Linked DNA regions of Homo sapiens: region 1 is linked to region 2. A link is an interaction called in ENCODE POLR2A ChIA-PET data of the cell type or tissue named here. Cell type or tissue: OCI-LY7. All regions are shown on one strand. Each heading gives the region's core, and the rest is flanking DNA. Links, peaks and the distances in the headings are about the cores only.

Region 1 (2,921 bases), core at 211-2,710, 53 kb before region 2:
TTTTATTGGCAGAAGTTATTGGAAACACTGTTACAAAGGACTCCGAGGTCACCGCTGGACTGGTGAACAGCTCACTGTGCTTTCTTCTCCATCTCTGACATGGGAACAGGAGGGGGAGAAGCAGCATTTGTGCTTCACATTTCTGATCTCTGTATTATTAACAAAGCTGAACAGGGTGTGGGTGTGGATATTTGGAAAGACATAACAAAGGTACATTTTTCTGTTTTAATAAGTTGCAATGTCTTTAGATGGAGGTTTAACATGTTTTATTTGTATCTTAATCTCAAGACAGTATTTCTACGGTGAAGGTTTTTCCCTTTCTCACCTTACAAAAACGGAGAAAAAAGCAAGGTTTTGAAGGAAGATGCACACACAGTACTTTAAGTTACTCTCAGAAGCATTTTCCTAACGTGGATACTATGATTATGAGAGGAGGAGAGTTCTCACTCCAGTTTTTCTCTTCTTTTTTATTGAGACAGGGTCTTTCTCTGTTGCCCAGGGTGAAGTGGCACAATCATGGCTCACTGCAGCCTTGACCTCCTAAGCTCAAGCGATCCTCCCACCTCAGCCTCCTGAGTAGCTGGGACTATAGGTGCAAACCACCACACCTGGCTAACTTTAAATTTTTTTGTTGAGACAAGGTCTCTCTATGTTGCCTAGGCTGGTCTCAAACTCCTGGGCTCAAGTGACCATCCCTCCTTGGTCTCCCAAAGTGCTGGGATTATAGCTGTGATCCACTGCACCCAACTTTACTATAGTATTTATACTGTTGTGTTTCAAATAAAGAACACAGTCTGTTTCCTAATTATGGTGACAAAATAGTAATTCCTGAAATAAATACATAAAAGTATGTGACACTGGATATCCAGATATGTTTCCTTCATTTAGGTGGTATTGTTAATGATCTAACCATGTATCTTCAATTCAGGGAGAAAAATTCCAGTAGTAACATTTGAGTAATTTTTTTTAAGTTAAGATTTTTAATAGGAATGCCTGGTATATATATTATTTATTATACTTAGAACTAAAGGCTCGGCTGGGCACGGTGGCTCACACCTGTAATCCCAGCACTTTGGGAGGCCAAAGTGGGCAGATCACGAGGTCAGGAGATCAAGACCATCCTGGCCAACATGGTGAAACCCTGTCTCTACTAAAAATACAAAAATTAGCTGGGCATGGTGGTGCGTGCCTGTAATCCCAGCTACTTGGGAGGCTGAGGCAGGAGAACTGCTTGAACCAGGGAGTTGGAGGTTGCAGTGAGCCAAGATGGCGCCACTACACTCCAGCCTGGCGACAAAGCAAGACTGTCTCTGGCTGGGGGCCGTGGCTCATGCCTGTAATCCCAGCAGTTTGGGAAGCTGAGGTGGGTGGATCACAAGGTCAGGAGATCAAGACCAGCCTGGCCTGGCCAAGATGGTGAAACCCCGTCTCTACTAAAAATACAAAAATTGGGTGTGGTGGCAGGTGCCTGTAATCCCAGTTACTAGGGAGGCTGAGGCAGGAGAATTGGTTGAAGCCGGTGGGTGGAGGTTGCAGTGAGCCAAGATCACACCACTGTACTCCAGCCTGGGTGACAGAGTGAGACTCTATCTCAAAAAAAAAAAAGAACTAAAGGCTCAACACAAATAAATGATAAATGTTCAATGTGATGGATATGCTAATTGTTCTGATCTGATCATTATATATGTATCAAAACATCATTATTTACCCTGTAAATACGTACAATTATATGTCAATTAAAAACTTTAAAAAGGCTGGGTGCAGTGGCTCACGCCTGTAATCCCAGCACTTTGGGAGGCTGAGGTGGGCAGATTATGAGGTCAGGAGATTGAGACCATCCTGGCTAACACAGTAAAACCCCATCTCTACTAAAAATACAATAAACTAGCCGGGCATGGTGGCACGCGCCTGTAGTCCCAGCTACTCAGGAGGCTGAGGCAGAAGAATTGCCTGAACCCGGGAGATGGAGGTTGCAGTGAGCCAAGATCGTGCCACTGCACTCCAGCCTGGGTGACAGAGCGAGACTCCATCTCAAAAAAAAAAAAAACAAAAAAACCCCACAAAAAACCTTTAAAAAAAAAAAAAGCTAATATAAAGCCTTTACCTTAAAACTCTGAATTTATCTTATTCACTTTTTACCCTTAGAAGTTTATGAACTTGCAAAGGCAGTTGAAAACTATGGTAAGTCTTCAAGTCCCAGCTTTATTAAATGTAAGAGACCAGCAAACTTTAACCTAAATTTTAAGAATTTTAAGAAATATTTGGAAAATACTATTAGAAAAATAAAATTATTTGATATCCAGTAACAGTTAATAGCATTCTCTGTATTAAAAAATTACTAAAGGGAAATGGGTATGTCTGCGGCATGGCTGAGAATGAGTAAGATCACACACAGCTTATCTGCTCAACAAATCCTGAATATATCAGACAGCCCATAACATTGCTATGAGAAGTCTGATTCAAATGCTTAGCTGCTATAGTTAGTTAATCTGGGACTCAAAGGACAATATACCTGGGTCAGGGACTGAAAATCACCAGAAGAATTCTACAACAGCCTTTCTGCCTACCAATAACACCTATAGAACTTGACTGGAATCTAACCAGAAGTGTGTTTCATGTCCAAGTATGCTGCTATACATACAAGCTACCTAGGCTTTTAGCTAGAAAAGTTTAGACCATAGAAAATGATACAGGAGGTGCGGTGGCTCACGTCTGTAATCGCAGCACTTAGGGAGGCCGAGGCGGGCAGATCATGAGGTCAGGAGTTCGAGACCAGCCTGGCCAACACAGTGAAACCTCGTCTCTATTTAAAATACAAAAAAATAGCCGGGTGTGGTGGCAGGCGCCTGTATTCCTAGCTATTCGGGAGGCTGAGGCAGGAGAATCGCTTGAACCTGGGAGATGGAGGTTGCAGGGAGCTG
Region 2 (2,921 bases), core at 192-2,691:
TGGGAGGGTGAGGCAGGAGAATTGCTTAAACCCAGGAGGCAGAGGTTGCAGTGAGCTGAGATCACACCACTACATTCCGGCCTGAGCGACAGAGTAAGATTCCGTCTCAAAAAAAAAAAAAGAAAGAAATTTAAAAATCAATTCTTTTTTATTTCAGAAGGTAAGAAAATCCATAATTTTAATAACTATGTGTTATCTCTCATTTTCATTAGTAACAGTATACATTAACACATATCAGGAAGTTACTTCTAAAACAAGAAAATTATTTGGAAATCAAAGCAGGATCAAAAAAACCATCTTTTATACCCTTCAAAGTATTCCTATGTTTGCTGAATCCAATTTCATACAATTGACTACATGAGAAATATTTAAAACACTGGCTATATTTTCCCAAACCTATTAATTATCAACACTATTGAGTGATCATTAAGTAAATGCTTCTAAACTTCTAAAATCTCAACGCAACAAAGCACTCTCCATCACAACACATTTTTTTTTTTTTTTTTGAGATAGAGCTTTGTTCTTGTTGCCCAGGCTGGAGTACAATGGCACAATCTCGGCTCACTGCAACCTCCGCCTCCCAGGTTCAAGCAATTCTCCTGCCCCAGGTTCCCAAGTAGCTGGGATTACAGGAATGTGCCACCACGCCCGGCTAATTTTGTATTTTTAGTACAGATGGGGTTTCACCATGTTGGTCAGGCTGGTCTTGAACTCCTGACCTCAGGTGATCCACCGGCCTCGGCCTCCCAAAATGCTGGGATTACAGGCGTGAGCCACTGTACCCAGAAACAAAAAATTTACTCAAGAAAAAAGAAACCTTTCCATGTGAAGGAGGAAAAAAAATGTGTTAAAGCAATGACCTTTAAACCCTAGGAGTAAACTTGGAAGGTGTTATGGCCTTTGATCACAGAACTCAACTTTATAGTCAATCTGGCCTGAATTTCTTCTGATAAAACTATATCTCAATAGATCCTCAGGCAACGTGGTAAAACTGTAAAGAATTAAAAAACAAAGTCAGCATTTTATGATGTGGAACCACTTAAGATGGAAAGGCTCTTCTAACAAGTTTATTGAGCCAATCGAAAGCCTAGATATTGGAAGCTGGACTCTGCAAAGTCTCACTATCAGTTCTGAGATTCTGCAGCCAAGAAGGAAAGCTCTTCCAGGACACTTAAGATCATGCCTCTCGAAGAGAAAAGCAATAATGTTCTTCATATTTTACCAGCTACACAAAACACCCAGAAAGGAAGATATAACAAAGACTGAAAATGGATGAAATGATACAGGTCTCTACTACAATCTAGGTTTGTATTTTTAATTATTTCCTGAAACTAACTAGATTAGAATTTTAACATGGTCTGATTTTGAAAAGAAGTCTGCTTAATATTAGGTAGTTTTCGCAGCATATAAGGAAGTAATTAATAAACTATTACTGTGCAGTTGGAGAATGGGGTGAAAGAAAAAGCTAGTGTTTCCTTTATAATGTAAAACAGGCCTCTCAGAAAAAATGCAATGACTGAATAAAAAATACTCTAAATAGATTTGCATATATTGAGCAAAACTAAACAAACAGAAAGGCTACATATACATATTATGATTCTGTATGATTCTACTTACACAAAGTCAAGAAAAGGCAAAACAGTCTATGATGACAGAAACCAAAAGAGTGGCTGCCTATGAAGGTGGAGACTGACTGGAGGAGCATGAGGGAACTTTCCAGGACGATGGAAATGTTCTGTATCTTGACTGAGCTGTAGGTTACCTTTGTTAAAGCTCACTGAACTGCATATGTAAGATCTGTGAAATTCGCTGCATATAAATTTTACCTGATTTAAAAAAAGTATACTACTCTCCAAACTTGAAATAACTTTTATACTAAGACTTCTCTCAGATGGATGTCTTATAAAAAATGTAAGGAGAAAATACTTTAAAAAATATTACCAGATAGTATTTTTTGGCATAGGTATTATACACTGTTTTGTGGTTGAAAGTGTGGATTCTGAGTTAGGTTTTTGTGAGTTGGAATCCTGGCTTAGCAATTCACTGAGTGACACAGGTATTATGTTTGGCATAGGTATTATGCACTGTTTTGTGGTTGAAAGTGTGGATTCTGAGTTAGGTTTTTGTGAGTTGGAATCCTGGCTTAGCAATTCACTAAGTTTGGAAAGAGCTACCAAACTTCTCTGTGCCTCAGTTTCCTCATGTAAAATGGAAATAACAATAGCACTGACTTCACAAAGTTGTTATGTGGATTATACAATAATCCACCTAAGTGGATTTAAGTAATAAAACACTTAAAACGTAACACTTAGCACTACATAAGTATTAGCTATAATTATTACCAAAATAAAAAATTTACACTTGAACTGGTTGTCACCCGGGAATCCAAAGCCAGGCAGGATCTTAGAAGAGTAAAATTTACATGGACAACCGCTATTATGACAACAAATGAAATCAAAATAATTATTTACATAGAAGACCTGGAAGTCTTTGGCTTTTTCACATGTTAGGAATGAATCTCCATTGACCATTTAGAAACTTTTCATTATTATTCATTTCTTTAGGTAGCTCCTAATTCTTGTCTAGGGCTGATTCTTGCTAATCTTTACCTCAGAGAGTTTCTCAGTGTCAATGAGGACTACACACAAAGGTAAAAAAGAGAAATACAAATGTCATTTATTTATTTATTTTTTGAGACAGAGTCTTGCTCTGTTGCCTAGGCTGGAGCACAGTGGCGCAATCTTAGCTCACTGCAACCTCTGACTCCTGGGTTCAAGTGATTCTCATGCCTCAGTCTCCTGAGTAGCTGGGATTACAAGCATGCACCACCATGCCTGGCTAATTTTTTTTTTTTTTTTTTTTAGTAGAGGTGGAGTTTGCTACGTTGGCCAGGCTGTTCTCAAACTCCACGCCTCAAGCAA

What was found. ChIA-PET counts read pairs that join two places held together with the same protein. Peaks named below come from ENCODE experiments on the same cell type or tissue, not always from the same donor. Only the 100,000 strongest peaks of a DNase experiment are listed, where the experiment ranks them.
Region 1: POLR2A ChIA-PET joins it to region 2 with 13 read pairs; 7 of 35 experiments call an interaction of 5 or more read pairs at or near these places.

Annotation. Positions count from the first base shown.
Region 1 is chr22:40,929,260-40,932,180 of GRCh38, reverse strand. It overlaps XPNPEP3 (X-prolyl aminopeptidase 3), which reads right to left. Exons shown (of 10, transcript NM_022098.4): 10 at 1-2,921. Among named protein-coding and RNA genes, the nearest start is that of RBX1, 21 kb to the left of the region's middle. In OCI-LY7, for the core only: no CTCF peak of the experiment used is centred there; no DNase peak of the experiment used is centred there.
Region 2 is chr22:40,875,792-40,878,712 of GRCh38, reverse strand. All of the region lies in intron 2 of XPNPEP3 (X-prolyl aminopeptidase 3), which reads right to left. It overlaps LOC124905124 (a long non-coding RNA gene), which reads left to right and starts at 1,118. Exons shown (of 3, transcript XR_007068111.1): 1 at 1,118-1,304; 2 at 2,565-2,650. In OCI-LY7, for the core only: no CTCF peak of the experiment used is centred there; no DNase peak of the experiment used is centred there.